5 separate regions of the Mus musculus genome follow, and all the other regions are linked to region 1. A link is a loop called in an ENCODE intact Hi-C map of the cell type or tissue named here. Cell type or tissue: left cerebral cortex. All regions are shown on one strand. Each heading gives the region's core, and the rest is flanking DNA. Links, peaks and the distances in the headings are about the cores only. Region 1 overlaps 4921511C10Rik (RIKEN cDNA 4921511C10 gene). Region 2 has its middle 74 kb from the start of Gm36442. Region 3 has its middle 66 kb from the start of Gm36442. Region 4 overlaps Fnip2 (folliculin interacting protein 2). Region 5 overlaps Fnip2 (folliculin interacting protein 2).

Region 1 (6,112 bases), core at 716-5,715:
AGGGCTTATTCAGTCTGATTACCTACCCTGCCTGAAACATCATCCCAGATTGTCTGCAAAATTTGCATTTTGTTCTGAGTCCTACCACTGGTTTCAAGGTTTCTCAATGTTAAAGAAGGAAAAGAAGCCACCAGATCTTTTGAGGGAAGATTCCACTTTAGATGCTTTTCTGGAGGCCTGTGATGTAGAGAGTGGGAGATAAATACTCTTGCATCTTTGGATGTATTCCTAGCATCTTTGGATGCTTTCCTACCCCTGCATCAGAAGGATTGCCTGGATGGGACCACACATAGGTCCTGAGTTTGGGAATTTCCCTGAGCAAGACTGGTTCACTTAGACCACCACTTAGAAATCCAGACACCAATGTAAAAACCTCCATTGAGGCTGGTGAGATGGTTCAGTGGGTAAGAGCACTGACTTCTCTTCTGAAGGGCCTGAGTTCAAATCCCAGCAACCACATGGTGGCTCACAACCACTTGTAATAAGATCTGACACCGTCTTCTGTTGTGTCTGAAGACAAGCAGACTGGAGGGAGCAGAAGTCCTAAATTCAATTCCCAACAACCATATGAAGGCTCACAGCCATCTGTACAGCTAAAGTATACTCATATACATACATCAATAAATAAATCTTTAAAAAAATGCCCCTCTTTTAAGGCTACTAGACAAACTCTGGGCTACTTGGTAATAATCTCAGGTAAGGGCACTGTAGACACAGCAACAACAGAAGGGAGTTTATGAGCCCCAAATAACGCTGTGCTTTTAAAGCTGAATATAATTTTAGCCTCTCAAGGATCTTGCCATGTTGTCCTGTCATCTCTTGCTGCATGGTAGTGGAAATTTCTCCCTAGACTCCCATCCCTGGACGCCCTGCCCTGCCCTTCCTTGAGATTATTCTTTCCTCGGAGAAGACTCTGCATCTGCCCGTTCCTCCTGCCTGTGTGGACCCTGAGTCCCAGCAGCCATTGTCACACAAGCTCGGCTATACTTTATAGCCCTGGTTCCAGAGCAGCCCACACCTTGTTATGGCAGAGAATTTTGGGCTTCGTGGAGCAGGGCCATCTTCCTTCCTCCTCTGCTCCCTCTGCGGCATACTCTGCAGTGAATGGCTTCCCAAGATGAGACTCAGCACTCCAAGGACACTCTGCTCTCTGCTGACTTCTAAAGAATCTTGGTAATGGTCGCCTTCAGAGGAGGAGGGGTTTTTTAGGAAAATGATAGAATGAAGTTTTGAATAAGGTGAGGTCCGTCACGTAAAAAGGGCACCGGCACAGACATAGATTGTTAAGTGCACACTGCATCCTCTGGAGAGGTACAGCCGTCTCCAGAACTATGGATAAACGTTTGGCTGGTGCTTCAAAGGAGATTTCAGAGTTGTGACTGTGACGGAGTCGGTCCAGAAACCGACTCACCTGTTCTTACAATGGGATGCTTGGTTAGAAAAAAAAAATTGATTATTTTATAAGCCTCCAATTCTCCAAAATCCAGTGGTTCCCCCACCCCAGCCCCTGCCGTGAGTGCCCTCACCTTCTCTGTAAGTGGCGATCTGTGTGTGGTGAAGCTGTCTCCTTCATTGCAGCTCTCCTTCACAGATAGGTCTGAGAGAGCAGCCTGAGCAGTGGCTAGCGTTTCTGTCGTTCACAGGCTCTTTCTGAGATCCGCTTGGGAGAGACGAGGTTTGGGAATAAGTAATACTATTGGTACTTGCGACCTTGCAGATCGTGCAAGACGGGAGAAACAGATGTTGAATTATTTTTGTCTTTTGTCCTAGCAAAATGACAGCAATGACAATTTCTATATTTAAAATCTGCTTCCTTCAGAGAGTGCATGCATTTATTTGCTAAGAGGCAGCGAGGAGCTGTGTTTGTCCGCAGTGACCTGCTCTGCTGTGTCCCTTCCTTCAGACCCCTCTCTGCATGCCACCACTGGAGGGCCGTTGATCAAACCTCTGGGGTTAGATGACGGACTGTGAGAAACCTCAGGCATCCTATGGATGAGGTGTGGACACGGTTCTCTTGGGAGAGGTGGCAATTCAGTGGCCCCTTTAGCCCACCTGATCCCAGACAGGTCTTCCACAGGTAACCAGAGCCAGACCAGATTGGCAGTGTAGCCAGCTAAGTGTTTTAACTGCTGGATGGAAGTTGGCGTTTGGTTAATTGTTAAACAGTAAAGATTGACCGGGACTCACTGGAGTGAGTGTGTGCGTGTGTGTATCTGTGTGTACATAGCTGATTGACCTTTTCGGAGGTTGTGCTTATTCAGATGTTTAAATGTCAACTGAAAATATCATTGTTCATCAACCGGTGAGAACTTAGTGACAGAGAGCACAGTTGAATGCAGATAGATTTTCAATTCTGTTAATTTATTCTCATAACATTAAAATTCCAATTTACGAGCTGAGACATTAAACACTATAAAATGAAGGTATCGGATGTGAAGTTTGCTTTCTCCCTAAGAGGTTGGGGAAGCTGTTGGCTGCTGGTGTTTAAGACACTGTGCTGAAGGTAAGCACAGACTCTTACAAGCAGTGATTGATTTGAACACGTCATTTGTCCACGGGATGAATTTCTGGTAAAATGTACATTTTCTTCTGAAGAGAAATTCTAATCTTCAGAAGTGAAAACAACTTGCTTACACGATTTTCCCTACGTGAACAATGCACAGTTTGTAAACAAAACTTCCTGTGGCTTCCTTTAGTCACCTCACTTAGCGCTTGCATTTCCTTCAGCAAGCCTTGGAGAGGGAGACTTCCCTGAGTCTCATTGTCTCTGCCTCCTCTGGATGGACACCTGACTGGTCTCAGGTCCCTAACACCAAGTTCAAGTGGAATGGAACAAGGGTGAATTTTCGCAATCCTGAAGTCCAGTTTGTATTTCCCGCGTTAAGGAGGCAGTCATTACTGTAAGATTACTTTAAAAACACCGTGTTATTATTGTCTGAGTGGGTGCATGTTGGGGAGAGAACATGTGGACACCTTGTGGAGTGTGGGGTCTCCAGCCATCTCTAGGGAGGTCTTGGGAGTTGAACTCAGGTAGTCAGGCATGAATAGAGCACACAGTCACTCTGACCCATCTTGATAGCCCTGTATGCTTTCAATACCCCTGTTTAAAAAGAAAATGCATAGGTTGCTTTTTTTCTGTGGAAAATATCCAAGGAATTTTTAACCACAGAGCAACCTGAACATTGCTCTTCACCCACGTGTCATAAAAATCCGAGGTTTGAGATAAGCCTTGGGATACACCTGGGCCTCAGGGTAGGTGACTTCAGCTAGGTGTCCCGGTTACCACGCCTCCTCACCTTCCACGTGGACTTAATGAAATCACCACCCCAGAGGATTGCTTTTCTTTTGGGTGTTAATTAGTAACTTTGAAAAAACAGTATTTTGCTTTCACGTGGTTTAAATAGATATTTAAAATAGATACTTAAGCTATTTGTTAAAGACCTGGTGGTCTGGATTCCTAACTTTTAAGTGTGCTGTCCTGAAACCCCTCTGTGGTGTAGTGACCTCGGCTTTTGTTCTAACTGCTCTGGGCTGTATCAGCCCCTGCAGGTGGAGAGGCTGGTTAAAATCCCTTTTATCACCCAGCAGGGGTGCTGGGAATCAGATGGGGGGGTATTAAAGTGTCCCCCAGCAGAGGCACGACAAAAACCATTGTTCTCTTCATGATCCTCAAAGACCTGAATTTGTGACCAGATATATATATATATTTACTTTTTTGAGTCCCAAGAAAGGGCTGTTGATCCATTCTGCCACCTTGTGGCCATTTTGAGGATTGTCTGAGCCCATTAAGAGGCCTTTCCCAAAGCTCTCTGATGATACTGAAGGCCGGTTTCTCCTGTCTTCTCCCCACCCTTCTCAAGAGTGCTGGAGAAAGCACATGGTACCCCAGCAGAGACGACACCCTCTTCTTTCTCTGTACCCCCCCCCCTCCACACACACACTCCCACCGCCTGCTCACTGTTCACTTGGGAGAAGTGTGTTTTACAGACTTTATCAGGTTCCTCCCTGGTCATGGCGAGGAAAGGAAAAGGTGAAGAGATTGTTGGTGCTTTCCCTGAATGGGGAATGCGGTGTGGGGCGGGGCAGCTTGCAAGCCAGAGGCTTGACTGATGCCCCTAGAAGGTGCAAACACGCCCTGCCTGGGGTAGGTACCCTCACCCTTCCTAGCAATGGAGAAGTTTCTGGACTCTTCCTGTATGACTTCAGTGTGCTCTGTGGATCTCTCAGACATGATGTATGCAGTATTGCACTAGCTTCTGTGGGGTGTGTTTTGGGAAATAATGCTAGCAAGGGTGTTTAAAGAGCGGCTGCTGCTCTGTGAACTGAATGATGCAGGGCCATACAGTTTCTTAGTGGTGCCTTAAAACTGTGTTATTCCTAGTAGAGAGGTTTAGAAGAAACCATATACCACCCTGGATTTCAGTTATCATCTTCAGATGAAAAAGTATCCGAGAATGGTGGTAGACTGCATCTTCAGAGGAGAGTTTCAGCGTCTGCAGTGCAGCTTGAGACTTGCATTTTAAACATCTAAAAGACTAACATGTAAATGTGTGTGTGTGTGTGTGTGTGTGTGTAAGTCTGTGGGTTCAAGTATAGTTAATGGCTTTCGTGCAGGGTTCTAAGAAGGATATGTGCGTCTGTATGTGGATGCCAGAGCTGGGACCCCTGAATGCTCAGCAGCAGAAGGAAATTCCGTTTTTTATGTTATATGACACTCTTGGGTTGCCAGAGGGAAGCTTGCAGTATGCTGTTTAGCTTTGCCAGCCTTAAATATGTTCCTAGTTGGTCTATATTGGAGGAAAAATTAGGTGGCTGCCTTGAAAAAAAATCAAGAATTTCTTTCTTCTTTTCCTCTTTCCAACCAAGCCATTTGGAGCTATAGTGATTACAGATGATAAACTGTACATGGGTCACATTTCACTTTAAAGCTGATAATAAAAATCTGGATTTAAGGGTTAGTGAATTTAGCTCAGTGGTAGAGTACATACTCAGTTACAGGGACACCAAAATTATATAACAATAACAATGGTAGTTAAAAGCCTGAATTTAAAAAGCAGAAAACTCGAAGTCAGGTGTAGTGGTGCACACTTTAATACCAGGACACTCAGGAGGCAGAGGCAGGTGGATCCCTACGACTTCAAGGCCAGCCTGGTCTACAGAATGAGTTCTAGGACAGGTAGGACTACATAGTGAGATCCTGTCTCCAACAAAAACCAACAAAACAGAAAAAAAAAGCAAAAAACTGTTTGGGCCCTTTAATAAGCTTTGTAAATATTTCATTTGACCATTAGGGGTTATATAGATGCTTGCAGATGAAACGAATATGTTGTAAAAACTCTGAGTATGTAAATGTTTCTGGAGCACGTTAGCTCTGCTGGCAGAGGTGTAGTCGTTCTGATTTCCTAGATAAACTTACCTTTTTGGGGGGCATGGTATGTGCCCTGTGTTGCTACGAAATGCCCTGTGCATTTATTACTTTGTGACTTAGTCAGGGTTTCTATTCCTGCACAAACATCATGACCAAGAAGCAAGTTGGGGAGGAAAGGGTTTATTCAGTTTACATTTCCACACTGCTGTTTATCACCAAGGAAGTTAGGACTGGAACTCAAGCAGGTCAGGAAGCAGGAGCTGATGCAGAGGCCATGGAGGGATGTTCTTTTCTGGCTTGCTTCTCCTGGTTTGCTCAGCCTGCTCTCTTCTAGAACCAAGACTACCAGCCCAGAGATGGTCCCACCCACAAGCAGACCGCCCCCCTTGATCACTAATTGAGAAAATGCCTTACAGTTGGATCTCATGGAGGCATTTCCTCAACTGAAGCTCCTTTCTCTGTGATAACTCCGGCTGTGTCAAGTTGACACAAAACTAGCCAGTACACTTCACAAATATGTTCTCAGTCACATCCCAGGGTCACGTACAGTGGGGGAAGGAGAGGTGGGCCCCAAGGATGTGTTCTCTCTCCTTCCTCATTCTTAGTGTAGCTGTTGCATATGTTTTAGTGTGGAAATACTAGGGACCTTGTAAATAAAACTTGTAAACTGAATGGTCATCTTGGGAGACACAGGCACTTTGCTGCACCACCAAGCCCTGAAAATGTAGCCTTTGTACGCCTCAT
Region 2 (6,112 bases), core at 502-5,501, 220 kb before region 1:
AAGGCTTTTTAAACATTCTACCACTACACTGAGTTAAAGGAGTGAAACAGGAATCGTCTCTGTGCCTTGAGTGAACACGTCTTCATTAATTTACCAGATTGGCTTCCTTCCCTGAGCTCCAGAATGTGACTAATGATGTCACCAGCACATTGCTGGTTGCCCTTCTGGACTCCAGCTGGGCTCCCCTACGCAGGCTCCGAAATCTACTCCAACCCGTCCTCTAGCACAGAACAACAACATACTGCAAACGCTCCCGGTGCCAAGAACCTGCTTGCAACGTGGAAACACGCAGAGGGGCTGGATGCTTCTCATTCGGTGTTTTAAAGTGACTTATATGAAGTGACCATTGCATCAAGCAGTCCCATGCACATAGCCTCAGAAGCAGGTGTCCAAATACCTAATAGATCATCTGAGGCTCCCGATTAAGAGTGCAGTGTCACTCCTGACATTGGCACATAAGCCGTCCAGTGGCCCCTGCCAGCTTCAGCAGCCCAGGCCTCCTTTATTTATGCTGGTGCTTCCTGGACATCCCTTGCTTCTTTGTGAGTGGTGAGGGAAGAAAGGGAAGGCGTGGCGTTGGAGCTGCTTGGTGTCAGTTTGGAGCACGTTCCTTTCTCTAGATAGGAAATCTATCGCTTTATTCGCTACAATGAGAGGTGGTGCAATTTGCTTTTACTCATTTGCAAAACTGAAGCACTGAACACAGCAGACAAATGACAGTGCCCCACTGCTCATCACACAGTGCACAAATGACAGTGCCCCACTGCTCATCACACAGCGCACAAATGACAGTGCCCCACTGCTCATCACACAGTGGACAAATGACAGTGCCCCACTGCTCATCACACAGCGCACAGATGACAGTGCCCCACTGCTCATCACACAGTGCACAGATGACAGTGCCCCACTGCTCATTACACAGTGGACAGATGACAGTGCCCCACTGCTCATCACACAGCGCACAGATGACAGTGCCCCACTGCTCATCACACAGTGCACAGATGACAGTGCCCCACTGCTCATCACACAGTGGACAAATGACAGTGCCCCACTGCTCATCACACAGTGCACAGATGACAGTGCCCCACTGCTCATCACACAGTGGACAGATGACAGTGCCCCACTGCTCATCACACAGTGGACAGATGACAGTGCCCCACTGCTCATCACACAGTGCACAGATGACAGTGCCCCACTGCTCATCACACAGTGGACAGATGACAGTGCCCCACTGCTCATCACACAGTGGACAGATGACAGTGCCCGACTGCTCATCACACAGTGGACAGATGACAGTGCCCGACTGTTCATCACACAGTGGACAGATGACAGTGCCCGACTGCTCATCACACAGTGGACAGATGACAGTGCCCCACTCCTCATCACACAGTGCACAAATGACGGTATCCTACTACTCATTACCCAACTCAGCAAGCATCAGTTGACAGACAATCTTATTTCATCTCTCTCTTCATTACTAACCCCCATCCCCAGGACACCCTATCTCTATGGTATAAAACACATGACATCTTTTTCTTATCGTAACCGCTTGGCCAGTATTTACCCTAAACAATTAATACTTTGACTAATCACTATCCAAAAGTTGAGTTGTCTCCTAACTTTTTAAAAATACTTATTGATTTATTATATGTAAGTGCACTGTAGCTGTCTTCAGACACCCCAGAAGAGGGCATCAGATCTCATCATGAATGGTTGTGAGCCACCATGTGGTTGCTGGGATTTGAACTCAGGATCTTCTAAAGGGCGGTTAGTGCTCTTAACCGCTGAGCCATCTCTCCAGCCCAACTTTTTTAAGTGTTGGAAAATCCAAATTAGCTTCACACCTCTTTGGTGACTCTTTGAGGCTTTTTATTACGTCTTAACTGCTCATTCGTTAACAAAACTGGGTTGCTTGTCCCATAAAACTTCTGTCATGTATCTTCTGTCTCTCTTCACTGATACTGTTTGACATTTTCTGACATCGTTTTATTTCTACACGTCGTCAGTGGGAGTCGGAGCTGGGTCTGTGTCATGCTGAGTTCTGTGGCAAGGCTACTTCACAAATTCGCTAGGACTGCTGTAACAAAACACTACAAGCTGGTGGCTTAAATAGCAGCGAGGTAGATGTGTCTCTCCATGTGTGTCTTGTGGGCCCGTCTGTACCTGTGTCCCGACAACCTCTTCTCATAATGAGCATACTCATGTTCCTTTATTTTTGTTTTGTGATGCTAAAAACTAAGCCCATAGCTTCATGCATGCCAGGGAAAGGCTTAACAACTGAGCAACATGCTAACCCTAATTTCTTCTTAAAATCTCCTTAAAGGTTGGGTATATGGCTTCCTGGGTAAAATGCTTTCTTTCTGTGCAAGCATGAGGCCCAGAGTTCAGATGCTCAGAACACACATAAAAGCTGCACATGGTGGGATATGTCTGGAACCCCAATGCTAGGAGGGGAGGGTGGAGACACAGATTCCAACCAGAACACTTTAGGTTAAGGGGGAATAACTTTTTAAAATCCCAATATTGGGGTTGGAGAGTTGGCTCAGTGGTTTAGAGCACTGACTGCTCTGCTAGAGGTCCTGAGTTCAATTTCCAGCAACCACATAGTGGCTCACAACCATCTGTAATGGGATTTGATGCCCTCTTCTGGTGTGTGTCTGAAGATAGCTTGTGTACTCATATAAATCAATCAATCAATCAATCTTTAAGAAACTCCCAATATCAGTGGAGTTAGGATTCCTCGGTGACATCATTTGAATGTCTACCTCCAGAGGCAGTCACATGCTGAAGTCCATGCTAGGTCTTTACTGTGTAAGTCTGGAAAGGAGAATGGGAAGGCGTTCAATGATAGAGCCCGTGCTTAGCTTGCAGGAGAGTCTGGGTTCCATCCTCAGAACCATTTAATGATCTCTAGAAAGGGCCTAGCTTCTCCCATCACAAGGCACATAACCTAAGAGGCACATACGATCTACGCATTCTGCTTGCGATGCTCCTGGTGGCCTCTTAGCACCAGTGCATAGATGCAGTAACTGTTTAGGCCTCACATGGGGGTGGTGCCTCCATTTCTGTTACTCCTTTTGTATTCATAAGCTGGAGAACTTGGATTTCCTCTTTTAAAGTCACCTCACTTTCTGTGTGGTTATATGGTGGTGTGCTGTGTGTTGCAAAAGTGGAACTCACATGACTTTATTTCCTCCTATTTTCTGTTTTCAAAGTTAGTTCACTGGAATGCTCCAAAAAGGGCCTCTGTACTGATTTGTTTTGGTGTTGGGGATGGAACCCAAGGCCTCCTGGTTACTAAGCAAATGCTCTGTCTCTGGCCCACAAAATCTCTCTCTCTCTCTCTTTTTTAAAAAGAATTATTTATTTTCTGTCTATGAATACATTGTTGCTACCTTCAGACACACCAGAAGGGGGCATCAGATTCCATTACAGATGGTTGTGAGCCACCACTTGGTTGCTGGGAATTGAACTCAGAACCTCTGGAAGAGGTTAAGCCAGTGTTCTTAACCGCTGAGCCATCTCTCCAGCCCCAAAATCTCTTCAAGTCTGACTCCTCCAGTTCCTTTCGACTTGAGAGGGTGTTTTTTGTTTTGTTTTGCTTTGCTTTGCTTTGCTGTTATGGGGTGAGTGGATATAAAGATGTGAGTGCACATTTTCAGAGGTCAGGGGGCAGCTTTGTGAAATCTGGTCTCTCCTTCCATCTTTACATGAGTGTGTAGGTAAAACTTAGATAATCACATTTACTGTGCAATCACTTTTACCTGCTGAGCCATCTCTCCAGCCCTACAGTGAGTTTTGACAACTCTTTTGCTGTCTGGTCTTGCTGCATGGCCTGTTGAGATGCTTCAGGTTCATCTATTTCATCTCGTTCTCCAAAGCTATAGTTAGCCATTTCTCCAAGATGCCCTGATTGCTTTTGGTGTGAAGGTATTTGGAGAATCTGAACACTTAGCCCGGTGTAGGATGTATGCTTGTTTTCTTTTGGCACTCCGAAGACTGAGGCAAGACTGAGGCCAATTGGGGGGTTACGGAGTAAGTTTAAGAACAGCCCGAGCTACACAATGTGATCTAGTCCCTAAAACAAACTAAAAGAATCTAAGTACTAACGTGTGATGGTTTGTATATGTGTGGCCCAGGGATTGGCACTCTTAGAAGGTGTGGCCCAGTTTGAGTAGGTGTGTCACTGTGGGTGTGGCCTTTAAGACCCTCACCCTAGCTGCTTGGAGGTCAGTCTCCTCATAGCAGCCTTCAGATGAAGATATAGAACTCTCAGCTCCGCCTCCACCATGCCTGCCTGGATGCTGTCATGCTCTCACCTTGATGATAATGGACTGAATCTCTGAACCTGCAAGCCAGCCCCAACTAAATGTTTTATAAGAGTTGCCTTGGTCATGGTGTCTGTTTATAGTAGTAAAACCCTATCTAAAACATAAGGGAATTTTCAGCTACTGAATTGGCCCTTATGTTTAGGTCTTTGCAGTGAAGAGAATATGGGGGAAAATAAATATACAACTACAATCCATGTAGTAGTAATGGTGTGGGGGTGTGCACGTGTGCACGCGCGTGCACATGCACGCATGGGCGTGAACATGATGAGTGATATTGTAATAAACTTCAGAGACTTTCATCTCTTTTACATCTGTAATGCCCCCCCCACCTCCTCCAAGAATTTTCGTACTCATTCAAAGCAGGAATGATTGAATGAGAATCTCACTTTGTTTTTCATTTGCTCCAACCCATAATATATCAGATCCATAATACAGAATCAGAGTAAAAATATTAAAATACTTCCACCAAAATTTGTGCTGTTGTTTTTGGTCCAATAATATAATCCACTAGAGGTTATAAAAGCATCCATAAGTCCAGTCCATATGTCTGATGCCCCTGCGGTGCTTTGAATGCCTTACCTAGAGCACTTGAGGACTTGGGTTCATCCCCAGGGCTGTGGAATAATTCTTGCCTTTGGTTAAACCATAAACTGGAAACAGGCTCAGGTTTAAACAATTTTATATTTAAAATGACTTATTTTGGAATAAGGAATGGTATAACCATGGCCCCATGCCATGACGTCTTCCTGTTTTTGTTCTTGATGTTGTCATGACCATATGTGTCGAGGTGGATCTGAGGAGGAGGTACCGCCCCGGTGGTGTCTTACTGAACAGCTGCAAAGAGCAGCTTAGCTTCTGGGAGAAATGTCTTGAAGGCCTCAGCTCTGCTCCATGAAGAAGACATTTGTTCAGCCACCCACCATGCCATCCATCCTTGAATTTTAATGAGTTAGCCTTTAGGCTGCTAGACAGAAAACAAGCCAGCCGCTCTGCATCAACCCTGCCAGCTTCACACACTGCCTCCGAGACTAGAAATGAACTGTTTTTATTGTCGAATACATGATAATTGGGCTCAAAGAGGAATTTGTCTGAACATGCAAATTACATCTGTAAATAGCAACACTTTGGACTCGAAATCCAGCCACTCTCAAGGCTGATCCTACCTATCCTTCAGTTTGGGTAGCCTTCTCTAGATTCCTGCCCAGAGTTAAACTTTCAACTGTGGGCTTTGCTTCCACTAGGTCTTTCAGTCCTATTGTAACTGATACTGTTAGGTTTTTAGGTATCTGAACCAGCATCAAGTATAGTACCTGTCCCCAAACACTAATTGATTCAGTATTTCTATCATTGCATGCTATCTATCATCAACTATAGTGTCATTTCATCTGTGTCTGCTCCCCTACCCCTAACTAGTCCCCGGCAAGGTGATAAGTTCTTCGAAGGCAAAATTCATCTTATTCACTTGGAATTAAAAAAACCGGAAGTGATGTTGGACAAAATTGAATCTGGTTTATAATGGATGAGCACAAGATGCTGTTGAGGACCCTACATAGGCAAGAGCCGACATTTAAAGACAGGGTGGTTCATGCCATACAAACCCTTACGCTAATACTACAGTCAGCACTTGCATGTGTATTTTCATTCTCTCACTTTGAAAGCTCTTCACTGTTTAGGCCAGCTAGAGATTATCTGTTTTCTGTGAGCAGTAGCTGCGATATTATGTTGACTAATAGATTATACGTGGTAGCTTCCAGTTCAGTTTTTCTCAGATTCTCCGTCAA
Region 3 (6,112 bases), core at 625-5,624, 220 kb before region 1:
ACAAAAGCCTTCGGCTGCCTGTAATAGGAACAAATAGAAGATGAAAGAGAATAGAAAAATAGAAACATCGAAAGCAAATAGAGACGGTCTAGAAACAGCTGCCAGCCTTCAGTGGGTGAGATTGGTTCCTTTCTCACTGTTTGAGGAGATTTCTGGCCACAGACCCAAGGGCATCTGCAAACCTGGCCTGCTTGCCTTCACCGAGGAGGTTCTAGGTGTTTCCCACACCCAGCATCTCCAGATGCGAAGCTGCTGGACATTCCTGCCTCCGTGGACACCTGATAGAAGCCATAAACACTCTCATCTCCCCATTGCCTGTGGAGCCCAGTCAGAGCCGTGTGTGGAAGAGTCTGTGAAGCAGGGGGACACCAAGACCTAGTGAGAGGGTTGGGTGCATATCTGCTGCTTTTAAGGTTCCATGGAAACTAGGCAAAGTGCAGCTCTGTGACCCTAAAGTCTAGCTTTAGATGCTTTAGCAAGAAAATCTCCCAAGCACCGGCTTTGCACTAGGTTTACACTGTCAGCCTTGATTCCTTCTGTGGAACAGGCTTCAGTATCTTACCCCACAACAGTCAGACTTTTATGCCAGAGGCACATCTTGCCTGGCAGGCCTGTAGTGTAGCTCGGAGGTTCCACAGCTGGATAAGGTTACTGATGGCTCCACCCCCCCACCCCAAACACACAACACCCTACTTAGCACCTTCCATACTTGAAACCTAGCCAGCATGGAGGAAGCGCTGGCTCTGTTACAGCCTGATTTCTTTGTGTCCTGCAAGCAAACTTCATCGAATCTTCATCATCGATTTCTGGTGGGCAGCCAAGAGCATTGGTCTTTGGCCTGTGCAGTTCAGAGTACTTCTGGGACTCCCCCAGCCCCCATGAACAATACAGAAGGTGTCCCACATCTTCCCATGGTTTTGGTCTCCATAGTGTCTGCCGAGAAGTCAGTTTTATGTCACCTTCCTTAGCTGTTTTCCATAGTCTATCTTTGTCGTTGTCATTGAGGTTTGACCTGCTGTATACAGCCGTGAGTCTATTTATCTAGGTTCTATTGAGCTTCCTAAATATTCACCCTACTGTTTTGGCAGTGGCAATAATGTTGTCCAGTGATGATTCCAATTTATTAAAAGTACCATATGGGTTGGAGAGTTGGCTCAGCAGTTAAGAGCACTGACTGCTCTTCCAAAGGTCCTGAGTTCAAATCCCAGCAACCACATGGTGGCTCACAGCCATCCATAATGAGATCTGATGCCCTCTTCTGGAGTGTCTGAAGACAGCTACAGTATTCTTACATATAATAGATAAATAAATCCTTAAATAACTAACTAAATAAAGCGTCTTATGTGTCCCTGGAAGTTCCTGCTTGGTGAGTTCAATGGTCAGCCAATGATGGCCAGAGACTTTCTGGAATGTTTTGAATCATTGGAGATACTGGTCTTTTTACATACTGAGGTCTATTCCCATGTCCTGGAAGGCAGGTTACTATGAAAGTTAGCCTTAGCTTATCCTTTGCACAGTACTTCAGGATCAGCCTGAGTGAGAGCCTGGATGATATCAGGCCTTCTAGACATAGACCGCGTCCATCCTGGGCATCCTGCCTTCTAGATTCCTGGAGCTGCAGCAACACTTCTCACACAGCCTCCTGCACACTCTCTCACTCTCTGTTTTGTCCCTTTAAGGTATTAGGCATCTGCTGTTTGCCCCAACTCATTACTGATAACTGTGATATTGGATAACTGCTGCTAATCTATTTTTGACAAGTGCCCATGAGACTGAGCTGTTTACATACAAAATGAGCTAAAATAATTGAAAAGTCTGGGAAAGGAGCTTTTCCTGGGTTTTCAAAGGCAGGTTAACTATGACATGTCTGTGTGTGTGGCTTCCCGGAGGTCTTCAAACCTATGTCCTGCCTCCAGGAATTGGTAGACAGCTGTTTCTCATGGATATTGTCTTTTAAGGCAGTTGGTTTTCAAGCCTGCCCTGGAGTTATGAAGAAAAGGGGGGCAGGCAGCTCAACATCACCCACCCTGAGGATCATAGGCAACGCCATCTTTCTTTTTTTCTTCTTTTTTATTAGGTATTTTCCTCATTTACATTTCCAATGCTATCCCAAGAGTCCCCCATATCCACCCCCCCAATCCCCTACCCACCCACTCCCCCTTTTTGGCCCTGGCGTTTCCCTGTACTGGGGCATATAAAGTTTGCAAGTCCAATGGGCCTCTCTTTCCAGTGATGGCTGACTAGGCCATCTTTTGATACATATGCAGCTAGAGTCAAGAGCTCCGGGGTACTGGTTAGTTCATATTGTTGTTCCACCTATAGGGTTGCAGTTCCCTTTAGCTCCTTAAATGCACTGAGAGTGGCTTATGGTAGCCTCCTCCTCATGCTCTACTTGGCCCTGAGTTCCCACCAGTGCACCCTGGTGGCTCTTAGCATCACCTTCCCGTGTGCCAGACTGATTGCTCTCCACACATTCTAGTCTGATATCCCAGCAGCTCTCTGGTGCTGGGCCACATCCTCCTCAGGGAGTCCTTGAAGTTTGTGTTTTCAAATCTCTTCTCTCTAGCAGTCTAACTTCTCAGGCTATTTCATTCATATTTTTTTAAGTACGTTTATCTCTTTGTGTGCTCATGTGTGCCATGGTGCATGTGTGTAGGCCGAAGAACAGTTTGCCAAAGTCATTTCCCTTCTTCTACGGTGTGGGCCCCAGAGATCAAACCTCAGGCCATCAGGGTTGGCAGCGAATGTCTTACCTGATGCGCCATCTCTTCAGCCTCATTGCCTTCTTTTAAATTTTTAAAATTCTTTCTGCCCTGTTACTGTTAGCACTACCTTCAATTTTACCTAATTCTCATTTGTTAAAAAAAAAAAAAAACTTAGAGTAAACATTTTGTGTATGAGTGTTTTACCTGTACCTATGTGCAATGCCTGCAGATGCCAGAACAGGGCGTCAGATCCTCTAGAACTGCAGTCAGAGATGGTTGTGAGCCATCCTGTGGATATGGGGAACCAAACCCAGGTCCTCTGCAAGAAGCACCCAGTGATCTTAACTGCTGAGTGATCTTCCCAGCGTGTGTGTGTGTGTGTGTGTGTGTCTGTGTCTGTGTCTGTGTCTGTGTCTGTGTCTGTGTGTGTGTGTCTGTGTCTCTGTGTGTGTTAGTGGGATTGAATAAGAGTGTCACCCCCATTATACAAGTTCTCCACAACTAAGCCCCAGCCCCAGTCCCTTTATGTTTCTGTGTCTTTAGTATCTTTAGTGGGTTCTGACATAGAACACATTTATGGTCTATTTTGCTTGCATCAATAAAAATTTTTAAAAAGTGTATTTTTTTTTCTATCTCCAGTTAGAAAGCCGGCGATCCTGCACATAGTGAAGGGCTTGGCAGACAGTGGGAATGATCTTAGATTGACTACTTCTTTTACTATTTAAAAATGTTTTATTACACAACAATGTTTGATATTTCCGCTACAACTGCTGGTTCAGAGATGACCAAATTTTTCCTAGCAGCCTGAACATCAAGAAATGGGCTGAGGAGAGAAAATAGGTTTTAGCACTCAGGAAAAACTGGCTGGCCTTTTCTTACGTAAGTGTCTAAAACTGACAGGGCAAGCTTGGCTTTCCTGTGGATGCTTGTGACAGAGAAAACACTCCAGGTGCTGAGGAGGGGCCGTGAAGACGGGCTGCCCTGGTTCCAGGTGTCTTGCCTTTTGTGTGGAGCTGGGACCTCGTGGACTCCGTGGCTGCTTTGGTTCATGACCAAACAATTCAGTGGCCTCTTGGTCACTGGCTTGAATGTTGTCATAAGCTGATTAAAATAGCTATTTATTCTGGAGCACCAAAGCGGCCAGCACCCACGGTGCCTGAAGCCACCCTTTCTCTTCTGTCTGCTGCCCTGACCCACATCTTGTGAGCTCTGTCTGGGGAACTAAAAATACTTCCATATAAGTGGTTAAGCGGCTGTCTCTTGGATTCTGAGGTTAACTTTTCAAAGTGACTGTGCTGAGTTCCAGTGAGTCAGCCTCCCACCTAATCTATATAGCACAGTGAGTTACTCACTTGAGTTTCACAGAGACAAGCTTCCTTTGGGGCTTTGCGTTTTCCGTACCCACCATGAAGTGATGTCATTGTGTATCCGTGTATTTCTGGCTTTCGCGGAGGACCCTAATGACCTGCTCTCTCTTAAGTTCTTCCCTAAGGATATGGCTCTCTCATTGGCTGCTTCCTCAAGGCACCATCAATATTTGCTCTTTCTAATTCTGGAAGTGAAAAAAGTCCCATTGGCAAAGGGGAAGTTTTGAGCTACACATACAGAAGCACTTGTCAGGTCCTTTGTTGTCTAAGGGACAAGTCCTTCCCTCTCTTCTCTCCTTGGGACACTCCCGGGAGACCTTTATTTACATGGATCTTTTTACATCTTCAGTGCAGCCCACACCTACCATCAGATCGCTCAAGAGAGAGCTTTAAGATGAATTTCTTCATATTTCCCGTTTTCAAGCTAGCCTTCTGCATAGGCTCATGGGGCAGGGGGTTGCTGATGATGAACAGCAACAGATGGGGGAATATTTCAGAGATGCTGGCTACTTGAAAAGACCATCCCTACCCTTACTGTGGGTGCTCTCCATCCCACCTCCAGAGGCCAGCCTGGCCTTGACTGCAGCCAGGCATCACCACTCAGCCCTTCATGAGGGCAGAGGTTTTGGAAGGTGGGACAGCGTGTCATGATGCTCCAGACTGGTGCCACACATATTCTAAGTGAGTTAAGTACAGCTTTGTTTCCTTTGATTGGCTCTCCATCTTGACACACCACCCTAGAATTATTTATGATTATGCTGTACATACACTACTCTCTAAACATTTCATCTTTCCCCCTGGAATAGTGCTTATTTGACCCTGGATCAACAGCCTATATCATAGACACTACTAAAAAACAAAAGTTGGGTTGGTTTTTTTTATTGTTGTTGTTAAACCAGACAGATCAAAAGAACATACATATTAGGCAGCTATTGATAGAAAAACGTTTAAAAGCAAAGGATAACTATTGCCCAATGGAAAGAACAGGGCTTATAAGAAGCTATCCTCTCTTTTTAAGGAAATTTTTTCTTTCTATTTAGGTGTCTGTCTATCTGTGTCTCTTTCCCTGTATAATATATATATATATAAAACGTGTATGTGTGTGTGTTTGCAATGTTGCCTTTGGAAGCCAGAAGAGGGCGCTGGAACTAGAGGTACAGGCAGTTGTGGCTTCCTCACATGGTCCTCTCCAAGAACAGTGAGTGAGCTATCTCTCCAGCCCCAAGGAATTTTTTAAAAAACTGTACACGTTTTGCTTAAATGCATGTGTATGTACCACATGCATGCCATTTACCCAAGAAGCCAGAAGAGGGTGTCAGATGCCCTGGAACTGGAGTTATTGATCATTGTGAGAGACTCCACATGGGTGCTGGGAATTGGACCCAGGTCCCCATGGGTATAGCAAATGCTCAACTGCTGAGCCATATTCCTAGCTCTGCCCATTCCATAGGCCAAGATGCTGTGCTTCTTAGGTACAGTGCCTCATAGAATTCTCCAGAAGGCACATGCCTACCATACTTGCTTGATGTTTGGACTTCAGGATACTGGCAAAACCAAGGGTCTATCTTTGATTTTAACAACCTACTTAAAATAAAGTCAAAAGGTAATATTGAACCCCAAATTATGGCCAAATAAGACAACTGATGACCCCAAAGACCCAGAAGCTATTCTGTTGTACAGTTGTAACTTGTGTAAAGGGTGGCATGCATCTACACTGTGACCCTTGGGTGATGAATTGCTTTTTCAGCGAGCTGTTCTCTCAGGTTTTGGTTTGGTTTGTTCTTGTTTTTCTTACAGTGTCAGCGATGTTTTGTTGTTCCTGTCTTTAAATAATAGATGCCTTAGCCAGATTTTACAGTATAAGCATACATCCAGTGTATGTTCAGGGACTTTCCAGATGTCCACGTCATGTAGCAAAGACATACACGGGGACATGAATAAGCATTTTTTTAAACTGCTGTGCCTAGAAACAAGCGAAATGGACACTAAGGAATTATGTGAATGCTAAACTTTCAAGGATAATCAGTCATGATGAAGCAT
Region 4 (6,112 bases), core at 772-5,771, 250 kb before region 1:
TTGTTGATGGAGTTTTAGGGTATCCGCCTAGGTCTTGGCAGTTCCCAAAGCTACGCTTCTTCCTCTTCCCTGGTATAGCAAATAAAAGCGGTCACCTTGTAATTCTGCCGGAAACAGGCTGGCCTGGCCGGTGTTCTCCCGCAGCGGGTGCCATTGCTTGCACAGCTTTAGGGAGGGATCCCAAGCATCCTTAAGCAGCAGGAGCTCCTTGGGGCTTTTGATTGACTTTCTGAGCCTTGTAGGTTTCATTTCCCGAATCTTAGTAAGCTTCACTCTCTTTCTACGAAGGAATGCTTTAATTCTAAGGAAATTTCTGCCTAGCAGTGTGTATTATTACACGCCCGGGTTTGTATGGTTTTGATACATATATGTATTTGATAAGATGTGATATTAAAAAAATTCTACATGAGCCAGCACTTGGAAGGTCAAAGCAGGAAGACTGGGATTTTAGGATTATCCTTAACTGCATAGCGAGTCCAAGTCCAGTGTGAACTACATGAAACTCTGTCTCAACATGCCCCAAATCTGTTTAGTAAACTCTGCCATTATTATATAGCTAATAAGAAAAGGTTAATGTTAAAAAGAAACGTAATTCTGGGCATGTGGCACACAAGTTTGAGGCTAGCGTGTGAGTCCCAGACTAGTCTTTGTGTAGCAAATCAGAAACCATCAGTGTAATTCTGTTTTCCTTTGTGCAGTGTGGTGCTATACACTTTTCAACTATAGAGCCTTCTCAGAAGAGACTTGTTCCGTAAGGGCCAGGGCTAGGCATGGTGGCTGCCTTCACAGGAAAAACACCATGATGAAAATGAACTGGAGGAAAATTCTGTAAGCCTAGCACTGAAGAGGCTGAGGCAAGCAGACCACAAGTTAAAGCCCTCGCTGGCCCCAGGGTAAAAGCCCACTGGGACCTACATACTGAGGGCATGTCACAAAAACACAAACTAATTAAGCTCCAGGGCATCGGGTATGTGTAGGTTTGTGTTGCTGAAACAACCCAAAACATGGATTTTTAGATTTCTTCCAAGTCTATATGAGCTTAGTTAGCAGTTGACTTTTAGGCCAAATCATAGTGCATTTAACCTGGCTCCTCTCCAGTAGGCCTGTTTCTATTAGTAGGGCTATCAACAGTCAATAGAATCAATAGCGCTTACGTGTCATCTCTCTGACTGTATGGCAGTCGAGCTCCCTCACAGTACAACCAGTGTGATCTCTCTCCGTGATGGTTTGACCATTTCCCAGCTGCTTTCTCCTGACTTTTAAGAGTCATATTTCTTTTAGAACGTTCTTGTTTTCCAGCAAATAAGCAGGTCCTAGGTGACACTCTGAGGTGGATGTGCGTGGCTAACTCTTCAGGAGCACTCAGGGACTGAGCGTGAAGGATTTAGTCTGAGAATATATAACTCTTGTAGTGTTTCCAAGGCCCTCAGTGCTCAACACCCTTCTCTTGCTGGAGTCTGTACATATCAGGAAACCCATGCTGTAAGGCAGAGCAGGATGCCAGGGCTCCATCCTTTGTCTGTGCAGAGCCTGTTATAATTCAGGAGGTAGCGTTTCCCATGTTCCTGCCCCTGTGCTAGGGAGGGGCTTGAGGAAACTGCTGACCCACAGGCCCCGTGTCTCTGCCTGTGTTCTTTCTCCTTGCTCCTGTGCTCCCGTGACCTAAAGGAGGCTCAGCGTACTTTCCATGAGTGATCTTCCTCGTACATTTCTTTTTCTTAGTGAGTTACTGCTTTAACTTTATATACCAAGCCCTCTGCCCTTCTTGACCATATATGTTGCTACAAGCCTCTGCTATAGTTCACACATAGAGAATGTTCTTTCTTCTTCAGTGCTTAAAGAGACTCTTCCCATTGGTGGCGGGCGGTACCACACAGACTGTTGGGAGATTGGATTGGCACATGTACCTTCCCTCCTTTTTTCTGCTGCAGGGAGAACATATAGGAAGTTAGGGTCAGTTGGAAGCTAGGACCCAAATCACCCTCAGATCAGTGTTTTAAAGGCTAGATTTTGAAGCAGAGCTTGGTGACAGATGCCTCTAATGTCACCATTCAGGAGTCTGAGGCAACAGGATCACTGTTGAGTTGAGTGTGGGGCCAGCCGGAGATGCATGCAGTTAGTAGTCCATCTCACAGAGCATAATGTAAGCAGAAGACTCTATTGGAAGGCTATGAGGAACACATAGAGTTGGGAGAGCAGCAGAGCGATCAGGGTTTGTACTACCTGCTGTCGGGGAGAGAAGAGACAGCGCTGCCCAGTGCTGCCCAGTGCTGCTGCCACCCGACCTCCTTCTGCATCTCAAGAAAGGAGCATTGGCTTACTATGGCCTGGGCACCTCGATAGAGGGGAGACAGCAGCTTACAGACCCACCAGGCCTTATCCAGAAGGAAGTTAGGAAGTTCAGATAAGCAGCTCAAAGCAACAAATGGTCAGCACAGGGTGCTGGATGGTACTAAATAAAAACAGAAGGCAGCCTCTTTAGGAATGAGTTAGGAAAGTGCTCACAAGCATTGGCCGTGCTGTCTGCTGCACTGGGGCAAGGAGCAGAGCATGGGGCTATGATCGCTGTGCTATTGCGCGGCCCCCTCCCTCATGTGCATGGAGGACACAGTGAGGTCTGTCAGAAGGCGCAGCTGGTGAAGCAGTCATTTTTTGATCAGTTTTGTTATCTATTAGAAAAAATGCAAATTAAAATGACTACGCACTCTGTGTGATGGCTACAATTGAAAAGTACAGTCTGAGACCAGGATTGATACAAAGTAACAGAAGCTGGAATATATAGCAGATGGCAGTGGAGCCACTTTGCAGAGTTAAGCCTGCACTTACCACATGACCAGCATTTCCACTCAGGATTTATTCAGAGAAGTAAAACAGTGTTCGCACCAAGATTTGTAAATATGAATGCTCATGGCTGTTTTGTTCTTTCTCTTTTTTAAGATTTACTTATTTATTATGTCTACAGTGGTCTGCATCATCCATGTATTCCTACAGACCAGAAGAGGGCACTAGATCTCATTATGAGATTATAAGCCACCATGGGGGGCGGGCTATGTGTGTGCTGGGGATTGAACTCAGGACCTCTGGAAGAGCAGCCAGTACTCTTAACTGCTGAGCCACCTCTCTAGCTCTGCTGTTTTGTTCTTGTTGGCCACATTTGAAACAATCTCTCTCTCTCTCTCTCTCTCTCTCTCTCTCTCTCTCTCTCTCTCTCTCTTTCTCCCCTCCCCCTCCCCGTCTCCTCTCCTCTTTTCTCCTCTCTCTTTGTCTCTCCGTTTATCTTTTATTTGATATGTATGAGTGTTTGTCTGCATAGAAGCACATGCACCATATGCATGGCTGCTCTTTGCAGAGATGGCAGGTTCTCTAGAACTAGAGTCAGAGACAATTGTGAACTGCCACGTAGGTTCTGGGAACTGAACCCAGGACTTCCACAAGAGCAATATGGCTATGCCATCTCCAGAAAAACAAATTACAAGAGGATACTCAAAAATAAGGCACTAAAATGCAATGATTACAGCTATATCTTAAAAGTACTATTTTTAAAGAAGCCAGACATGAAATTCTACAAAAGTTCGAGCAATAGTTCTATGTAGGCTTAGATTTTTCAAAACCTCTATTTTATTTAGGGTTCTTAAACACTTCAACCTCCCTTCTAACCCACTGACCAGAGGTAGAGGAAAAGGAAGCTTAATAAGGAAAGGGTGTGGTGGATCTGTTTAGAAGTAGTTTCTTGGAACGATTCCACTCCTCATTGTCAGGATACCAGCAGTCCAGTTCAACAGCAAACACCAAACATGAATCAGTAGCAGTGGCTTGATCCAGCAGAAACAGCAAGGCTCCACCAAATGAGCACAAGCAGTGGAAGTTGCCAGAAGCAGCCGGAATACCACGAGACGTTCTTTAGCACATTTCTATGAAGTGAAGACCAGCAAAGGTCACGTTGCATGACTTAGCAATTCACAAGCTCCCCACTGCAACCCCCTGTCTGTGAGGCTTCAGTTATATTCTTTCTAAACATCACTCACCCTCTCAAGTGTCTGTTTTCAGCAAAACATCACATGCTTTCTGACAAGACAGCCTCCAGGAAAACATCACATGACACAACTGAGTTAAAGAAACCAGAAATTTCCACTTCAGTTCTAGAAGGCATATTAGTTGTTGCTGAGATAACTAGCTATAGAGGACTGACTACAAAGGAACTTGGACTTCTGTGGGTCCAGCAAAATTCTAATGCATGGTTTATGACAGTGGGTACACAAGTATATACATTTGTTAAAGCTCATCCAATTTACGTATATAATTAGTGAATTGTAATGTGTAAATTACGTCAGTAAACAAGACAAAAAGAAGCCCAAAAGAGTCTAAAAGACAAACTTCCAACTAGCACACCAATACCCTTCTAACATAAAATGATGGACACATGTCAGTCACATGAACCATGGGACACTTGCATAAAGCTGGGAAGACTTCTAACAGTATGACTAATATTTGTAAGAAACAATTTCATGGTAAAATCGATCATTAATTTGATAAAATTAAATGTAATCATTCTATTATAAAACATCACACCTACATATTATTTATGTCTGTACTGTAAAATTTTGAGATGTTTTAAAAGTCAGGCATTAAATTAATCAGAAAAACAGCCTTTCTGAAGATGTAAGAAAAGAATATTTACAATATCAAAATTATCCCCCATAAACTAGGAGAAATAACTCCAGATGAAAAAAACCAAGTAGCTGACTGGTAAACCTATAGCATGTGGGTGCACACAGGATGCCGGGACTCGGTGGGCTCCTGTAAAATGCTGCTTTTACCAACTCCTAGAGCACATGCAAGCCTTGAGGCTTTGGGCTTGAGGCTTGGGTAAAGACCATCCCTGGGGACCTCTTACCATTTACCATCAGCTCCTGCTACTAACTTACCACATATATGAATCACTAGCTCAGCTATTTAACACCTACAGAACTACAAAGTTTCCATCCTGGATAGCTACAGGAAGGCAATGAATTCAGAGCAACTACAGGCAGAGCAAAAGCCTAGTTTGAGAGATGAGATATTTATGAGGTGAGGCCATTTTTTCTGATGTTTCGAGGTTGTCTTAGTCTTTTTCTGTTACGGTAATAAAATACCCTGACAAGACTTGCTTAGAACAGAAAGGTTCATTTTGGCTCACTGTTTGAGATTATCGTCTGTCACTGCAGCAGTCACAACAGCAGGAGCTTCAGTACAGCTGATCACATTGCATCTGTGGAGAAGCAGCAGAAAATAATGAATGCTTGTGCTCTTCACTTTCTCTTTATACAGGATCCCAACCTAGGGAATGGTGCCGCCCATCATGAGCCAGTCTTCCCACCTTTTATATCCCAGTCAAGACAATCCTTTACAAGCATGCTCTAAATCTCACTTGACAACTAAGATGAACCATTACAGATGTTTATACCATATGACACAGTTTATTATGAAGTACTTGAACATTTTTAAGTATGTGTCTCAGCGGCCAGACTTTGACCTTTTAGATTCATCAAGTCCTCAGCCTGAATATAATTATTAGAAATGATTGGTGTGTACAACCACAGTTACTAAAGAAACTTTGCTTAACAATTAAAGCTATAACTTTAAGGAACTGGTATTGGTAGTGGTGTGTGTGCACATGTGTGTATCTTAAAAGTACTATTTTTAAGTACTTTTTAAGTGCATGCCTGTATATATGGAGGCCAGAGGTCACCATTGGGTGCATTGTTCCTTAGGATATCTCTCCAGCTTCTGATACTTGTTTGTTTGGTTGGTTTTAAAGGTATATGTGAGTGTGTGTGTGTGTGTGTGTGTGTGTCTGCTACACATAAGCAGGTACCCACAGTCATTAGATCCCCTAGAGGTAGTTACAGGCTATTGTGTGCTGCCTAAAAGGTGCTGGGAACCAAACTGCTGTCCTTTGGAAAAACAGGGCGTTCTCTCCAGTCCCACCTACCTTGTTTTGTGAGACAGGGTCTCTCTTACTGGGGCCCAGCACTCACCAGTTAGGCTTGGCTGACCAGCCAGGTGGAAGTGTCCACCACCATGTCTGGTTTGTTTTTTAAACATGGGTTCTGTTCATACAGAACTGTCTCCT
Region 5 (6,112 bases), core at 400-5,399, 270 kb before region 1:
CAACAGGTGTCAAGGAAGATCAGTACCGGATAAACACTGTGAAGGCTCAGAGTGCATAGGAACCAAGCGGGGAGAATCGAAGTGGTGGGGACTCTGGGGGGGACCGAGGGTGATGAGGAGCCCCAAAGGAAGATAAGCTGAGCAGAGAGCTGAGGGAATCTCTTCTGTTCTCTCAAGACCCTAAAAGGCTGCAGCTGGTCCTTCACTTTAGTCTACTGAGTGGACTAAAGTGGAGTGGTGAGATTGTGGAGTCAGAGACAAGTCTAGCTCTGCCCTCATCACACACGTGCTGGAGCATATTAACTGGGTCCCTGCAGCTTCTTCTTAAGCATTAGGATGGTAACGGGTTCAGCCTTTGCGTTAGGAGAATACAACTAGATGATCCAGTCAGGTGGTCAGGTCACGTTTAGTGTATGGCAAATAAAACATTGGCAGTGCATATATATAATCTTAGCACTTGGGGAGACTTAGGGCAAGCTGTGTCCAAGGCCAGCCTTGGCTACACACAGACACTGTCTCAAAAAAAACCAAAAAAACCAAAAAAAAAACCAAATTTGGGCTCTCAAGATGGCTCTGTGGTTAAGGGCACCGGTTGCCAAGCTCAGAGACCTGAGGTTGATCAGGAGCCACACAGTGGAAGAAGAGAGCCGGCTCTAGGAAGTTACCCGTGACTTCCAGATATGTAACATGCCATAGGTACACAAGCCACATACACAAATTTTAAAGAAAAAAAAAAAAAAAGAGACATGGTCTCTACATAGCCCTGGCTATCTGGAACTTACTATATAGACCAGGCTGGCCTTGAACTCAACAGAGATCCACCTGCCTCTGCCTCTCAGGTGCCCAGAATTTTTTTTTTAAACTGCAGATAAAACATTGGCCAATGGGGCAAACTTATCAGTGTTTCTGCTCTCATTGGTATCAGTCTGGCATGTGTCAGGTTCATGCCATTTCCATCCCCACTACCTTTCTGCAGCCTCTGCAGTGGGAAGAGATGGATGCAGAGAACCGTCACAGGACTGCTCTCCAGTGCAAATGCCTTTCCATCCCTTCAGATTTATATCTGAAGCTGTCGGTAGCATTTTCAAGCCTATGCCTCTAAAATATAAAAAACCAAACTGAGTGGAGACCTGGCACTGGGAACTGTGACTTGTTGCTGAGCCTCCACCTAACTAAGAATCTGACCTTCAGAAAGCCTGGGCACGTAGTGGGTCTAGCTACATAATTTATGGGACTAGTGCAATGTGAAAATGCCAGGCCCCTACTCATAAGGCAAGAAGAATGCTAGTACAGGTGCTAAAATGTAAAGCTCATGTTTAAAAAATCTTACTTAAAATATAGTAGTGTTATATGAAGAACAACATAAAATTATAAATTCTAAAAATAACATTTTTGTGTTATAATTTAATATGGTACAAAACAGTATCATGATTCTCTCTAAATCTTATTTTTTTCTAAGTATTGATGTCCCACTCTGCTATTGTAACTAACACAGAAGAGGAAACACAGTGATCAGTGTATTGTGGGTCCCAGCCTGTCCTGTAGGAACGTGCAGTTGAGAGGTCCAGGAGCCTCCCTCTGCTGCTGACTACTCCCTGTAGGAAGTATGTGGCCTGGAAACTCAGTTTCCTCCCTTCTGTCCATTCCCATCCTCTGTTCTGGGGCTGACACTGATCTAGAGCATGGAGTGCAGGCACACTCTGCCTCTCACGGCTGAGTACAGGCACACACTCTGCCTCTCATGGCTGAGTACAGGCACACACACTGCCTCTCACGGCTGAGTGCTGGAGTGCACACACACTGCCTCTCACGGCTGAGTACAGGCACACACACTGCCTCTCACGGCTGAGTGCTGGTGTGCACACACACTGCCTCTCACGGCTGAGTGCTAGAGTGCACGTACACATTACCACTGGAACAGAGCCTGGCATCAAAAGCTTCTGGCTTTGAAAGGAAGTCCACAGTAATTAAAAACACCCTTCCTATCCTATATGGTGGTATACACCTTCAACTCTTAACACTCAGGGAGCAGAGACAGATGTATTTGAGGACAGCCTGGTATATGTAGCAAGTTTCAAGCAGCCAGGGCTATGGGATGAGACCGTATCTGAAAAAAGAAAGCTAATTTTAATATAAATAAGTAGAATATTCTTCTTAAAGAGAGTTAGTAGTTAAGGATGATGTAAATCTAAAGGCTGGCTCCTTTCTGACTTCATCGTGCTAGGTGGCAAGCTTGGGTTATTTGGACACCTGTTTGTATCCTGCAGCTAGCAATAGCTCTGATACCTGTGGGGGCTGAGGAGCCTCGGGCATTTCATCCCTTAGGGAGAAACACCCGAATCCCAAAGGAGCCAGACATGGAGACATGCCCCTTGCAAGCCTTCTAGTTATTAAATTGAACAAAGTTGCCAGTGGGACATTCTTAGGCTCATCATACTATCTGTTTCATAGGTTCAGTGTAAGTTCAAATCTGACCTCAACAGTAATTGTGCTTGGCAGCTCTGATATATCGATTATAGTTTATTCATATGTGCTAAAATGATGATAGTTATAAATTTGAGTGATTATGATTTTGAGGTACTTACATATAAGAGTATATTCTTAAGTGTAACAAAACACAGCTTCATTTACTTATTTCTTTGTTGACATAGGGTCTAACTCTGTACTCCACACTCTCATGTGATAGAGTATGGAATTCCATGCCTCCTCTGTGTGATGGGAAAGGCTTAAGTGAGTAGCCATGGTGTGAGTGTGTGTGTGTGTGTGTGTGCACGCGCGCACGCATGCATGTGCGCTCATGTTTTAAAACCCACTAACTGGTCTGAGTGCTTCCGGATCTTCCCTGTAGTGCATCGCAGAGCATCCAGTAGCATGAGCTGGAGCTGATGGGTCAGTCAGGATGAGCATCTGGTCACTGTTGATTTCCAAGAGCCTGCATCCTGGGTTATAACTCTACAATCGTTGCCAGAGAGCTTTCTGTCCCCAAGCAAGCGCTGTTTCAGTTTGTGTACTCCAAAACAGCTTGTGCAGCACACATGGACCTGGAGAGAGGATGAAAAAGTATCTGGCTATACAGTTGGTTCTCTGAAACATTCCCAAGCATTCTCTGTTGTGGAATAATACTTAAAAGATAATCAGGACACTGGTTTGTTTCACTGTGGAGAGCTGATCCAGGACTACACACTAAAGTCCAGTGGCTTTAGATGCTCGAAGAGATGTGTGATGGAGACAGTGAGATGTGGCCTCGGTTCAGCCAGGGAAGCTTTACAGCATTCAGCAGGTGGCACTCTCTGCCGTGCTAAAGCTCATAGCTGTGGTGACGTAGTTTAGAGGGAGAGAAGGAGGTGAATGACAGCCCAGCGATGGCCACAGTTTGCGCATGAAAGTCCAAGTGGCTTGAGGAGGATGCGAGTGCTTTGCTTTTGAGAAAGGTGAGAAATAGAACATTCAGCAAAGAGGCAAGTTTTACATGATCACACTGTTAAGCTGTCCTTGGACTTGAGTTCAAACCTATATCCTCAGCCTGTCTGCCTCAGCCTCTTGAGTTGGTGGGATTGCAGATGTGCACCACCACACTTGGCTAGAATCTCTATTTGTGTAACAGAAATAAACTGGTGCATAGGAACAAGCTTTTAATACAGGGACTTTATAACAAGAGTAGGAGCCTTTTCAAATAGCAGGTCACTTTCTGTGTGAAAATCTGTGACAGTCTGCATGATTCTCCAAGCTTTTTCTGTCACTAGGATGGGCAGATCTCTCAGAGAAAAGAGTTGGTGGTTTATTAGGATATTTGGTGTGTTTCCACACCTGCAGATCAGGAGTGACCTTATGGCCTACACCCTCATCCCAGATCTTGAGGGATGATAGAGAGAGCAGAAACAGACACCTCAGAGCCTTCTTTTTAACATTGCTTTCCTAACCGTGCAGCTTTGGCCGTATGTTAGTAAATGTTAGTGCGTGTGTTAGTAAAATCCCATATAGTTCAAAACTTACAAGAGACTGCAGACTGTGAATAGAGCCCTAAAAATGGTATAGTTGGTGACAAAGAAAATGTGCCACGTGCTGCTGTGTGACAGGCTAGTTATACTAATTTGCAGTATACTCTGGCCTTTACTTTGGTGTAGAACAAAACAATTTTTTTTTTCTTATTTTCCCTCTTGCTGTTAGTAGATATTGTGGTAGCTCTCGTGACTCTTCATAGCATTTAAATAAGAGTCATGGTTAAAGCGTAATTGTATTATTCCTAAGACGGGTATTAAGAAGCTATTGGCTCTGTAATTCTTTTATTACAGAAGCAGAGCCTTTTGACCATATTAGAAGAGAGTTGAGCCTTTCTGCTTAGCGGATTTTCCAGAGTGCTCAGTCAGTTAATCACATGGCCTCTTTGGAGCATTTAGAGGAGTTACTTCATCTATTGGTATTAATAGCCTTGGGGATGGTGCCAGTGAGTGTCGAAGCATGAATATTCCACAGGACCCGTCTTCTGAGTCTCTCATCTGTTCTTACCTATCATTAAAAAACAAGGACCCGAGTTTCCGTGGTTCGTTTGTTTTATATTCTAGGGCACACATGTGCCAGAGAGCACCGTGAGCATGAGAGGACAACTTTCAGGAGTCAGTTCTTGCCTTCTGTCTTGTTGAGGCAAGGTTTCTCTTGTTTCTCCTGTGTCGTATTCTAGGCTAGCAGGCCTGCGAGTGTCCCACCACCAATTCTTCTGTCCCTGCCTGTCACTCGCAGTGGGGATGCTTCGATCATGGCTCTGTGCTGCCACATGAGCCTTTTCAGTGGATCTCAGAGATGGAGCTCAGGTGACTGGGCATGTGCAACACAGCAAAGACTTTTACCCCACGAGTGCCTCTCTAGCTAGACCCTGTGTTCTCCCACTCCTCAGTGCAATCAGAAGGGTGAGAGTCACACGTTTAAGCTGCCACTGGCTTCCGTCTGAGCTGCTTTGGATGGTAAGATGGTGGGTGGTGTGTAAGACGTGTAATGTTGGTAAGTGCATATCCTCTTGGTTTTCCTGATAAAGGAGTAAGAGAATGAGTTGGAGGTAGATGGCTGGCCGGCTGAATTCTCGGTATTCTGCACAAGCATTCTGAGTGTCACCCCACGACAAGACAGCTTACCTTCAGCGACTCAGTGATACATGGCCGCTTTTCAAACCTAATTTTCCTCCAGGTCAACTGATGAGACATTTAGCTTGGCCGAAGAAACGTGTAGCTCTAATCCAGCTATGGTTAGAAGGAAGAAGATCGCCATCAGCATCATCTTTTCCCTGTGTGAGAGAGAGGCCGCCCAGCGGGATTTCCAGGACTTCTTTTTCTCCCACTTCCCCCTGTTTGAATCTCACATGAACAGGCTGAAGGGTGCAATCGAAAAGGTAAGGGCCCCGGGCTCCATTCCAGGCAAACACTTAAATAAGGAAATGGAAGGTGATATGATTGTGACCTACTTAGTGGCCAATAGGGGAGAGATTTGCAGTTTAAAGTGACACGTTATGTGGAGATGGCCTGCGTAAGGCGGTCAAAGAGTGTCCTGTATGATGACCCTAGGATTTTTAAGGCTAGAGACCAGGGTGCTGTAGGGAAGGAAGTTACTGGTTTTGATGAGGAAGAATGTCATTACCATCAATATTTTAAATGTATTATAGCATCGTTGTTCATTAGTGAGTCAGCAGGCCAGTCATAGAGGAATATCTTCTTAGAGAGTAACGTGGCTCTCTCTCTTCCATGAAGGCCATGATCTCCTGTAGGAAGATCTCTGAATCAAGTCTCCGAGTCCAGTTCTATGTGAGCCGTCTGATGGAAGCACTGGGAGAATTCAGGTAAAGTTCAAGGTTGGAAATCCAACAGGAAGTGATGAGCAGTAGTATGACCAACTGTCATGAGTCTATGTCTTAAAAGAGTTGGGGGACTGGCCATATTTAGTCATCTTAGTGTCGCTACCCATGAGAGCAGGGTACGTAAAGCCAAACATTGAGTAATAACTCTCTCTGTGCCTGACAGTTCTTAATGGGGTCAGTTTTTTTGTTTGTTGTGTTCTTGGGGTGGGGTTGTTGTTTTGTGTTTATTTTAAAGTGGGGGTCTCACTATGTAGTCCTGGCTGGCCTGGA

What was found. A loop is a pair of places that touch in the nucleus more often than their neighbours do. Peaks named below come from ENCODE experiments on the same cell type or tissue, not always from the same donor. Only the 100,000 strongest peaks of a DNase experiment are listed, where the experiment ranks them.
Region 2: a loop joins it to region 1, with 3 times the contacts of the local background. A loop is called at or near these places in 20 of 42 quality-filtered maps.
Region 3: it touches region 1 in a loop (2.8-fold over the local background); 21 of 42 quality-filtered maps call a loop at or near these places.
Region 4: a loop joins it to region 1, with 2.7 times the contacts of the local background. A loop is called at or near these places in 4 of 42 quality-filtered maps.
Region 5: a loop joins it to region 1, with 4 times the contacts of the local background. A loop is called at or near these places in 10 of 42 quality-filtered maps.

The regions. Positions count from the first base shown.
Region 1 is chr3:79,219,480-79,225,591 of GRCm38, reverse strand. All of the region lies in intron 1 of 4921511C10Rik (RIKEN cDNA 4921511C10 gene), which reads right to left. It also overlaps a transcript of Rapgef2 not described here. Among named protein-coding and RNA genes, the nearest start is that of 4921511C10Rik, 9.6 kb to the right of the region's middle. In left cerebral cortex, for the core only: CTCF peaks have their summits at 3,540 and 3,748 (motif pointing left); DNase peaks (open chromatin) are centred at 1,097, 1,285, 1,644 and 3,761; H3K4me3 peaks cover 451 bases; H3K27ac peaks cover 1,576 bases.
Region 2 is chr3:79,435,466-79,441,577 of GRCm38, reverse strand. It overlaps a transcript of Gm17359 not described here. Among named protein-coding and RNA genes, the nearest start is that of Gm36442, 74 kb to the left of the region's middle. In left cerebral cortex, for the core only: CTCF peaks have their summits at 1,681 (motif pointing right), 3,434 (motif pointing right) and 5,188; a DNase peak (open chromatin) is centred at 5,182; H3K27ac peaks cover 967 bases.
Region 3 is chr3:79,443,151-79,449,262 of GRCm38, reverse strand. It overlaps a transcript of Gm17359 not described here. Among named protein-coding and RNA genes, the nearest start is that of Gm36442, 66 kb to the left of the region's middle. In left cerebral cortex, for the core only: a CTCF peak has its summit at 2,947; DNase peaks (open chromatin) are centred at 3,596 and 3,932; H3K27ac peaks cover 494 bases.
Region 4 is chr3:79,466,294-79,472,405 of GRCm38, reverse strand. The region is part of intron 14 of Fnip2 (folliculin interacting protein 2); the gene reads left to right. Among named protein-coding and RNA genes, the nearest start is that of Gm36442, 43 kb to the left of the region's middle. In left cerebral cortex, for the core only: a CTCF peak has its summit at 2,975 (motif pointing right); a DNase peak (open chromatin) is centred at 2,791.
Region 5 is chr3:79,492,544-79,498,655 of GRCm38, reverse strand. Fnip2 (folliculin interacting protein 2) reads left to right here. Exons shown (of 17, transcript NM_001162999.2): 9 at 5,179-5,380; 10 at 5,736-5,824. Among named protein-coding and RNA genes, the nearest start is that of Gm36442, 16 kb to the left of the region's middle. In left cerebral cortex, for the core only: a CTCF peak has its summit at 3,273 (motif pointing right); a DNase peak (open chromatin) is centred at 3,298.